Regions from separate parts of the Homo sapiens genome. Here region 2 is linked to region 1. Evidence: read pairs that join two places in POLR2A ChIA-PET (ENCODE). Cell type or tissue: MCF 10A. All regions are shown on one strand. Each heading gives the region's core, and the rest is flanking DNA. Links, peaks and the distances in the headings are about the cores only.

The links. Peaks named below come from ENCODE experiments on the same cell type or tissue, not always from the same donor. Only the 100,000 strongest peaks of a DNase experiment are listed, where the experiment ranks them.
Region 2: POLR2A ChIA-PET joins it to region 1 with 5 read pairs; 2 of 35 experiments call an interaction of 5 or more read pairs at or near these places.

Annotation. Positions count from the first base shown.
Region 1 is chr1:98,152,444-98,157,835 of GRCh38, forward strand. All of the region lies in intron 1 of LOC124900404 (a long non-coding RNA gene), which reads left to right. Among named protein-coding and RNA genes, the nearest start is that of LINC01776, 56 kb to the right of the region's middle. In MCF 10A, for the core only: no CTCF peak of the experiment used is centred there; no DNase peak of the experiment used is centred there.
Region 2 is chr1:98,102,080-98,107,471 of GRCh38, forward strand. The region is part of intron 1 of LOC124900404 (a long non-coding RNA gene); the gene reads left to right. Among named protein-coding and RNA genes, the nearest start is that of MIR137HG, 55 kb to the left of the region's middle. In MCF 10A, for the core only: no CTCF peak of the experiment used is centred there; a DNase peak (open chromatin) is centred at 2,432.

The DNA.
Region 1 (5,392 bases), core at 72-5,071:
GCAGAGGACATGATCTCATTCTTTTTATGGCTGCATAATATTCCATGGTGTATATGTACCAAATTTGTTTTTATCCAGTCTACCACTGATGAAAATTTAGATTGATTCCATGTCTTTGCTGTTGTGAATGGCGTGTTCAAGAATAGGGCTGCAGTGAACACACATGTGCATGTGTCTTTATGATAGAACAGTTTATATTCCTTTGGGTATATTGGTATTTCTGTTTTTAGGTCTTTGAGGAATCACTGCACTGTCTTCCACAATGATTGAACTAATTTACACTGCCACCAACATTGTATAAGTGTTCCTTTTTCTTTGCAATCTCACAAGCATCTGCTATTTTTTGACGTTTTAACAATAGCCTTTCTGACTGGTGTAAGACAGTATGCTATTGTTTTGATTTGCATTTCTCGAATGATCAGTGATGTTCAGCTTTTATTCATATGCTTGTTGGACACATGAATGTCTTTTTTGTAAAGTGTTTGTTCATGTCTTTTGCCCACTTTTTTTATATTTACAGTTTTTATTTTATTTTATTATTATTATACTTTAAGATTTAGGGTACATGTGCACAAGGTGCAGGTTTGTTACATATGTATACATGTGCCATGTTGGGGTGCTGCACCCATTAACTCGTCATTTAGCATTAGGTATATCTCCTAATGCTATCCCTCGCCTCTCCCCCCACCCCACAACAGTCCCCGGTGTGTGATGTTCTCCTTCCTGTGTCCATGTGTTCTCATTGTTCAGTTCCCACCTATGAGTGAGAACATGCGGTGTTTGGGTTTTTGTCCTTGCGATAGTTTGCTGAGAATGATGGCTTCCAGCTTCATCCATGTCCCTACAAAGGACATGAACTCATCACTTTTTATGACTGCATAGTATTCCACGGTGTATACATGCCACATTTTCTTAATCCAGTTTATCATTGTTGGACATTTGGGTTGGGTTCAAGTCTTTGCTATTGTGAATAGTGCCGCAATAAACATACGTGTGCATGTGTCTTTATAGCAGCATGATTTATAATCCTTTGGGTATATACCCAGTAATGGGATGGCTGGGTCAAATGGTATTCCTAGTTCTAGATCCCTGAGGAATCACCACACTCACTTCCACAATGGTTGAACTAGTTTACAGTCCCACCAACAGTGTAAAATTGTTCCTATTTCTCCACATCCTCTCTAGCACCCGTTGTTTCCTGACTTTTTAATGATTGCCATTCTAACTGGTGTGAGATTGTATCTGATTGTGGTTTTGATTTGCATTTCTCTGATGGCCAGTGATGATGAGCATTTTTTCATGTGTTTTTTGGCTGCATAAATGTCTTCTTTTGAGAAGTGTCTGTTCGTATCCTTTGCCCACTTTTTGATGGGGTTGTTTGTTTTTTTCTTGTAAATTTGTTGGAGTTCATTGTAGATTCTGGATATTAGCCCTTTGTCAGATGAGTAGATTGCAAAAATTTTCTTCCATTCTGTAGGTTGCCTGTTCACTCTGATGGTAGTTACTTTTGCTGTGCAGAAGCTCTTTAGTTTAATTAGATCCCATTTGTCAATTTTGGCTTTTGTTGCCATTGCTTTTGGTGTTTTAGACATGAAGTCCTTGCCCATGCCTATGTCCTGAATGGTATTGCTTAGGTTTTCTTCTAGGATTCTTATGGTTTTAGGTCTAACATGCAAGGTAATTTATAGATTCAATGCCATCCCCATCAAGCTACCAATGACTTTCTTCACAGAATTGGAAAAAACTACTTTAAAGTTCATATGGAACCAAAAAAGAGCCCGCATTGCCAAGTCAATCCTAAGCCAAAAGAACAAAGCTGGAGGCATCATGCTACCTGACTTCAAACTATCCTACAAGGCTACAGTAACCAAAACAGCATGGTACTGGTACCAAAACAGAGATACAGACCAATGGAACAGAACAGAGCCCTCAGAAATAATGCCACATATCTACAACTATCTGATCTTTGACAAACCTGACAAAAACAAGCAATGGGGAAAGGATTCCCTATTTAATAAATGGTGCTGGGAAAACTGGCTAGCTATATGTAGAAAGCTGAAATTGGATCCCTTCCTTACACCTTAGACAAAAATTAATTCAAGATGGATTAAAGACTTACATGCCCACTTTTAATAGTGTTGTTTGCTTTCTTCTTGTAAAAATAAGTTCTTTATAGATATTTGATATTAGACCTTTGTCAGATGCATAGTTTGCAAAAATTTTCTCCCATTCTATAGGTTGTCTGTTCACTCTGTTGATAGTTTCTTTTGCTGTGCAGAAGCTCTTTAGTTTAATCAGATACCGTTTGTCAATTTTTGCTTTTGTTGTAATTGCTTTTGGCATCTTCGTCATAAAATATTTGCCTGTTCCTATGTTCAGAATGGTATTGCCTATGTTGTCTTCCAGGGTTTTTACAGTTTTGGGTTTTACAAATAAAAAAGAAAAGAGAGATAATCCAAATAAACACAATTGGAAATGACAAGGGGGGTATTACCACTGACACCACAGAAATGCAAATAACCATCAGAGAATATTATGAACACCTGTATGCACATAAAGTAGAAAATTTAGAAGAAATGGATAAACTCTTGCACACATACACCCTCCCAAGACTGAAGGAAGAAATTAAATCCCTTAGCAGACCAATAATGAGCTCTGAAATTGAATGAGTAATAACTAGCCTACCAACCAAAAAAATCCCAGGACCAGATGGATTCATGGCTGAATTCCACCAGAGGTACAAAGAAGAACTGGTACCATTCCTGCTGAAACTATTACAAAAAATTGAGGAGGAGGGACTCCTCTTTAACTCATTCTAGGAGGCCAGCATCATCCTGATACCAAAACCTGACAGAGACACAACAAATAAAGAAAACTTCAGGTCAATATCTTTGATGAACATCGATGCAGAAATCTTCAACAAAATACTAGCAAACCAAACCCAGAAGCACATTAAAAAGCTTATCCATCATGATCAAGTAGGCTTTATCCCTGGGATGCAAGGTTGCTTCAATGTACACAAATCGATAGATGTGATTTATCACATAAATAGAACTAAAGACAAAAACCACATGATTATCTCAATAGATGCAGAAAAGACTTTTGATAAAATTCAACATCCCTTCATTTTAAGAACTGTCAATAAACTAGGTAATGAAGGAACATACCTCAAAATAATGAGTCATCTATAACAAACCCACAGCCAACATCATACTGAATGGGCAAAAGCTGGAAGCATTCCCTTTGAAAACCGGCACAAGACAAAGATACCCTCTCTCACCACTCACATTCAACATAGCATTGGAAGTCCTGGACAGAGCAATCAGTCAAGAGAAAGAAATAAAGGGCATCCAAATAGGAAGTGAGGAAGTCAAATTATCCCTGTTTGCAGATGACATGATCCTATATCTAGAAAACCCCATAGTTTCGGCCCAGAAGCTCCTTAAGCTGATAAACAACTTCAGCAAAGTCTTAGGATACAAAATCAATTTGCAAAAATCACTAGCATTTCTATACACCAACAGTCAGGCCTAGAGCCAAATAAGGAATGCAGTTCCATTCACAATTCACACATACAGACACACACACACAATACATAGGAATACTGCTAACCAGGGAGGTAAAAGGTCTCTACAAGGAAAACTACAAAACACTACTCAAAGAAATCAGAGATGACACAAACAAATGGAAAAACATTCCATTTTCATGGATAGAAAGAATTAGTTAATGTGGCCATACTGCCTAAAGCAATTTATAGATTCAGTGCTTTTCCTATGAAACTACCAATGACAATGACATTTTTCATAAAACTAGAAAAAAAAACTATTTTAAAATTCATATGGAAGCAAGAAAGAGCCCGAATAGCAAAGCAATCCTAAGCAAAAAGAACAAAGCTATAGGCATTACCCAACTTCAAACTATACTACAGCGCTACAGTAACCAAAACAGCATGGCACTGGTACAGTAACAGACATGTAGACCAATGGAACAGAATAGAGAATCTAGAAATAAGGCTGCAACCTACAACTATCTGAACTTCGACAAAGCTGACAAAAACAGGCAATAAGGAAATGACTCCCTATTCAATAAATGGTGCTGGGATAACTGGCTAGCCATACACAGATGATTGAAACTAGACCCTCTTCCTTACACCATATACGAAAATTAATTCAGGATGGATTAAAGATTTAAATGTAAAACCCAAAGTGATAGAAACCCTGGAAGTTCTTATGTTTTCTTGTCTTAGTTCTCAGCTAAAGGACCCACTCAGTCCTCAATTAGTGTCTCATGGGAAAGCTTCAGTGAGACTTGTCAGCCTCTCCTTTTACACAGCTTCTGCCTCTCTAATACCCCATCCTGAGAATTCCAATCACTTCAGTGGTGCTGTAGTATAATCTGCCTGTTCATCTCAGCAAGCCCATTTTCTGCACAGGGCTTCCACCTGTGTGGTTTGAAAAGTGACCTCAGGTGGAAAGCCTGATCACTCACACGGGTGGAAAAATATCAAAAGTGCATTTTAAATGAGTATACTTTAATGGCTAAAGGCTAATAAAATGCAAACCTCCAGTAAAATATATAATGGTCTCACCATTGCAAAACAGGCTAAGTTTTAGGTTTGATGAACTGCTTTCACTCTCTTGGTGTTGTCATAGCATCATAAGTCACAGATAGAGGAAATGTAATACAGGTACTATGACAATGATAAAATAACTTAATACAGATGTTTTTGTAAAAAAATGTTAGGCTGGAACCAGAAAACAGAAACACAAGGAAATGTAAGAAAAAATATTAGAGATATTCGAAGGTGAATAATCTTTGTGCGTAGTTTTCCATCAAATTACCCAACTCAGCTCCTGATTAGCTGTTTCCCTAGTACTTCAGTGAAAAGTTAATTGAAAACTAGAATATACTAATACTTAATTTTAAAAAATCTTTTTTATCACCTTTGAGTGATCAGAAATACTATGAGAACTTCTACAAGTTTTACAGTTTGCATTTGTAACCGTTGTCACAAATGGTTAACAGCACAAAAAAGTGCTTTTTATTTTATTTTTCTTTTAAATGATAGAAAACATTACAACAACAGGGTGTACATTCATTAAAGTTTAAAAACACAGGAAATTGTAGACACTAATGCCTCCTTTATTTCTTCTTCCTTTTGGATCTTCTTTTCAATTGTTGGTTTCTGCAAAGTACATCAAATAAAAAAAAAAACCTAGTAAGAACATGTAAGTATTCATTAGCTATCTGGAGGAGTAAATACAAAGGAATGTTTTCTATGAATACAAATTAGGAAATGTTACTTTTGTTTTCTTTGCTTCACTGTGAGGAACCCACACCACTGAACACATTTTAAATGCTACTTATCTTCATGTATCAGCCCCAAACTAAA
Region 2 (5,392 bases), core at 241-5,240, 50 kb before region 1:
AATATTATTGGATTTACTTGATTTTGTGAACACAATCTTTTTTATTGTTATTCTGAATTTTCTCAGATGTTTTACAGGAGGCTAACATAAATAGTAAAATATGCTTCACCAAGACATCTGTTGAAAAAATAATGAGGAGGTGTTCTTCTGAGCAGAGGCACTGTGTAAGCTGTGATGGCCTCTTTTTATAGCAAAAAGGCATATCCTCAGTGTCCTTGGGATAGCGCAAACTCCATTCTCCTCCATCAGGAAAGGCAGTACAGTTTTCCACAGCCTGAATGTCAGCTGGATGTTGTGAGGTTCAGCAGGAAGGAATAGCATAGAGAGGCGCTAAAAAGGTTTAACTTGCACAGCTGGGAGAAGTCCCAAGCCCTGACGAATTTATGAATTAGTCTATGTTGGCACCTATCCAAGAAGACTTGCCCAAATCTGGTGCTTTATTGGCTGAAAATCTTTGTGCAAGCTTCACTCTTTTGCCTGGTTACCATTTAAATATTGGGTCCTTCTCACTGGGACTTAAGGTTGAGGAAGGCACAGGGCAGACATCCCTGTTGTTGGTAACTCTATATGACTCATGTCCAACAATCTTTTGGAATATTATGAGGAAAAGTCTACCTGTGTCTCCGTTTACGTAGTTAAGGGGAATCTGATTGCATTCCTGGGCACAATTTAAGACTGGAGTAGAACTATGCATTTTAAGTAAAAAATCTAAAAGCTTAAAATTATTACCATGTGTTCTAGTTTACTCTTAACTGCTTTGTAACTGTTGTTATCTAAGTTTCCTAAACAAGTGATTCATTGATTTTATATGTAGACTCTGAGAGAGTATTTGGCAGAGGCCTTTGACATAAATCAAGGAAGGCATTGTTATCCTCATTTTCTATATAAGGGATTTGAATATCTGAGAACCTAATAAAATTATCTAATGACTCTTGGCTGTTAAATGGCAAAGCAGAGGGTGCTTAGAATCTAGATACTTTTCCTGTGATACCAAAATCTTGCATTTGGAAATACTTTTGCCATGTATTTATAGTAGAGATGAGAACCTTGATTTTGCTTTTTCTAACTGTTCTACTCCCATGAATTAGTTTTTAAATCCTTTGGCTTGTAGTACTATGTGTGACTTGTATGTATGTCTGATGTGAGTATGTATTTATATAAAATGAGAAATATTCTCAAAAGCCTAGAGGAGATATCTTTAAAGAAAATTTTCTTCAATCAACATTTAAAAATGGTGAGTTATTTATTTTTATTCCTCAAATAACATTGGGTTATTTTTGGTTATTTAAATAATATTTTGACATTTTCCAGCATGTTTTTTTGAGGGGAGGGGAGTAGGGCAGTGAAGAATAAGGCAGTGTCTTTCCCATTTTTGTATTCCAAGAGCCTAGCAAAGTAGCACGTAGTTCAGACTCAATAAAGGATTACTGAATGTTTAAAATTTTCAATTAGAATTCTGCAGAAAAGCAGTTTGATTCCTTTCAAACATATGTACCTACTCAAATTTAGCTAACATAAGCTAAAATTACCTGGGAAAGTATCTGAAATGACCTATTTTGGTGAATAACTGAGTATACCTTCCAGTTAGCATATCAGATATCAGTATGTAAATGAGTACTTACAAACCATTTGAAAATCTATAATTTGTGCCCTAAAGAGTCATAAGTACAGTATTGTATGCAGTTTCTTGTTAGAAATTCTGTGAGTTATGCAGTCAGATCCTGCCCCCAAGGGGTTAGTAGGCTTATTGGGGAAGGAAGGACTTAAGGTAGTTGAACTGCCTGGGGAACAATGCTAGTAATAAGGAATAGTATCAAGGGCCAAATAAGGCTTTAGGCAATACAGGTTTAAAACAAAAGTAACTTAAGAAGGCAGGACAAGAATAATGGGAAGGTGGAAGAGGGAAGTCTTCCTACAGAAAGTGGAATTTGAGCTAGAGTTATAAAGATTTGCATCAGCAAAGGCAGGGGAGGTTAGACCTAGACTGCCAAAGAGCTGGAAGGAAGAGACGAATGGGCACGGGAATGACGCCATCAATGTGGATAGCAAGGCACAGTCGGGGGACTAATACGAATGAAACATGGTTTGTCCATCAAAGGTAATTCTGCCTTTGTTTTGCTGCCTGATATTTCACAGATTTGTATCCAAATTGATGAAGTTACACTGTATGTCCTGTTGTAAATTTCTGTCTCTGTTTATCAGGCAACTTTCTCTCAGAAGCTCACTTGGAAATCAAGGGAAATAATACACCGTGCAGAGGAAAGAGAATCTGGTCCCTTGTGCCTCCCTGCTGTGGTGCAGCATGGTCTGATGACCAAGGGCACAGGATCCTATTTCTAGGATTAGTCAGAAAGAATTGAGCACATGTCTGTAGACTTTTGCCTCAGTATTATATTTTAGATGGTTTAGTCGGAGCTGTTACATTTGGCAGCATTCCTTGTTAGCATTTGATAAACAATTATTGCCAAATGTTAGCAAGGAAACCTGCCAAATGTTACAGCTCAGATTTAACTGCTGAAAAAAATGCAGTTTGAAAAAGCCTTTTGCTACAGAGCTGTTGCCTGGTGTGCCAGTTCTGAAGCTGCAGGGGACCCCGGTTGGGAAAAATTGTGACTCTAAAGGTATAGGGCCTTTTGCCAGCAGTTCTGGGTTCCTCTCTGAAGTTATGAATTAATTGACACCTGTTGGTTTTCAAAGCAATAAGTTTGGGGCCAATTATTTATGGTGAACATTTTGTTGCATGGCTTCTAGTCACATTTTATATTTGACACATTCTCTTTCATAGCACTTTTCACCAATAGGTAAACTGAAAGATCATCAATCATACAGTCTCATCTTGCTTATCTTTTGGTGGATTACCCAATTTCTTTCAGAGTCTAATGTTCTTTAATAGCTCCTCTGGGACTGTTCTTATTTCCCACTTCACCCAGGAGACATTTCTCCATCTTTTCATTCTTATTTTCCATCTTTGGTTTACCAATTAAAAAAAATACCAAGATAAAATGACCCCCTCCCCGTTTTTGATAGTTTTACCACCCTGGTAATTCAAGAGAATACTGTGGACATAGTGCATTTAGATTATAGTTGGCTACCATGTCAGAAGAATTCTGGTTATGTGATTAGGAACAACATAAAAAATGGAAAGCACAGTTAAGCATCTTTATAGCCCATTGAACAGGTCTCTCAGTGGGAGCTGATTAGCTTCAAATTTGAAGGTCTTTATCTTGGTGTTTCACAGACCTTTGCTCTGGTCCCTGCCCTACACAATTTCACCAGAGGCTTGTGTTAGGATAGGCATTTTTATTGAATCTGTAACTGGTTTAAATCTTGGGGGATAACTAAAATGTTGGGAGATATTTAAGGTGAAGAAAGATAAAGAGGTTAAAACAGGGTAAAATACTGGAAAATCTGCTGAATAGGAATTGATTGAAAAAATTACCTTTATGTTCAAAAAGCCCTGGCATGGGTATAATTCACATTTGTATTTTCTCCCTGAGATCTAATCCCTCTCCCAAAATGGTGAGCTCGTTTTCTTCCAAACAGAAGCTCATAATACCAAATAACTTGCTTTCCTGGGGCAATGTTCCTAAGCAGCTCGAAAATAGATATATGACCTTGCCTTGGCCAATCAGATGTGCTAGTATAAGACTTTAAATCTGAAGTTAGTGACTCAGGAATGAAAGAGAATGAAGTATTAATCTTGCAGGGGGTATGGTGGTATCTCAAACAATTAGCATCAGTGGTTTTAGTAGGAGCCATTCACTTTCGGTGGCAGTGACAGCATGTACTTCTTATAATGTGTAATAATATTAATCACTATACTGACTTTATCTCCTAATTATTTATTGAACTTTTCTAACCTCCCTATCACTACTACTGTTTTCTTGTTCATATCTTTATGATTTCTTCCCAAAGCAATATAAATGTCCCTTACCTGTATTGTTATATCTCCAAGTCTATTCTCTTCATAATGGGTAACATATTAAGATATCTATATAAAAATGAAAAAAAAATGCTAGAGTATTTCTCAACCCAGAGGAAAGAGAAGATATAGTAGGGAGATGTTAGTTAATGATTCAAGATTCATAATGACATGGGACATGGGAGGGAATTAAGAGCATATTTAAAGGGAATAGCCTAGTCAAAAATGCAAAGAGGAAGAATGAAGATGAATACAAATAATTTTAAAAGTTGGGGTAAGAAAATGAGGGGTACTAGATGCTTTCACACTTGTCTGTGAGGTAGAAGGCAAGATAATCTGGTAAGATTTGAAATCATCTTGGGGAGATAGAAGTTTTGGAATATCCACTGAGGGAACTATGAGCTGGCTAAGGAAAATGAAGTAATTACCATGATGAGGACTCAGCCAAGATTGACAACTACAGAAAGTGTTGCAGCATTAGCTGATATGCTTGTGAAAAGAAACTCTGGACAAAAATTGAAGGGGGATAAAGGAACTTACTTTGTGGTGGAAAAAGTAACTATGGACAGGCACCAACATATGGATTTTTATTCCCTCAAAGTTAGAATAATTATGGAAAATGGCAAGATAGAAAGGAGTTGATTATTAAAATACAATGAAGGTAAAAATCACTGGAGTAATATTTGATCTAAAATCCTGATTGCAAATCTGTATTCTTTTCTGAGACCTAAACATATTTTCCTTAAAAGAGAGAGGAGTGGTAGTTTCACTGGCTGCTGCTGCTATTGACCCAGCATCTTAAGAGACAGTGTTATACGAACAATGGAGCTTCCTACCTAAGACACAAATATGTCAGCAACAAAACTAATAGAAAGAATAGTAGAAGCCTAAATAAATAATATATATCTTAAAGTTCATATTACCTAAATTCCTACCCAGTTAATTCAATTTGTAAGTTTCTAGACCAGCTTGAATAATACTGCAAGTAACAACTTACCTCCTTTACAAGACATTCCATTCCATTATAGAGCTGTTCCAATTATTAGTAATTTCTTTTTGAATTGTGTAAACACATAGGCAAAAAGTTCGTATAACTTAACTTTTGAAAGACATATCTTCAATTGCCTGGCAACCTTTGTGTTCTCTACACTTCATTTTACAATAAAACAAACCCATTTTCTTTATTTGACCCAAAAAGGTATGGTTTTTAGGTGTTTTAAAATTTAGATTGTGAAGGCCAGTGCTTGACTTACAAACTGGCCCTTCTGGATTAGACACCACTTTTCTTTTCCATTCTTATCTTGGGGTGTCCTTGTCTCTTCTACCCTACATTCTAGTCCATCTGTCATTTCAGTCTCCTCTGAATGCCATTGATTTTGCCTAGAATGTCCACCTTTTCATTATTTTCTTGGTGAACTCTTATTTATCACTCAATATTCATGTCAAATATTACTATTCCTGTGCCTCAAA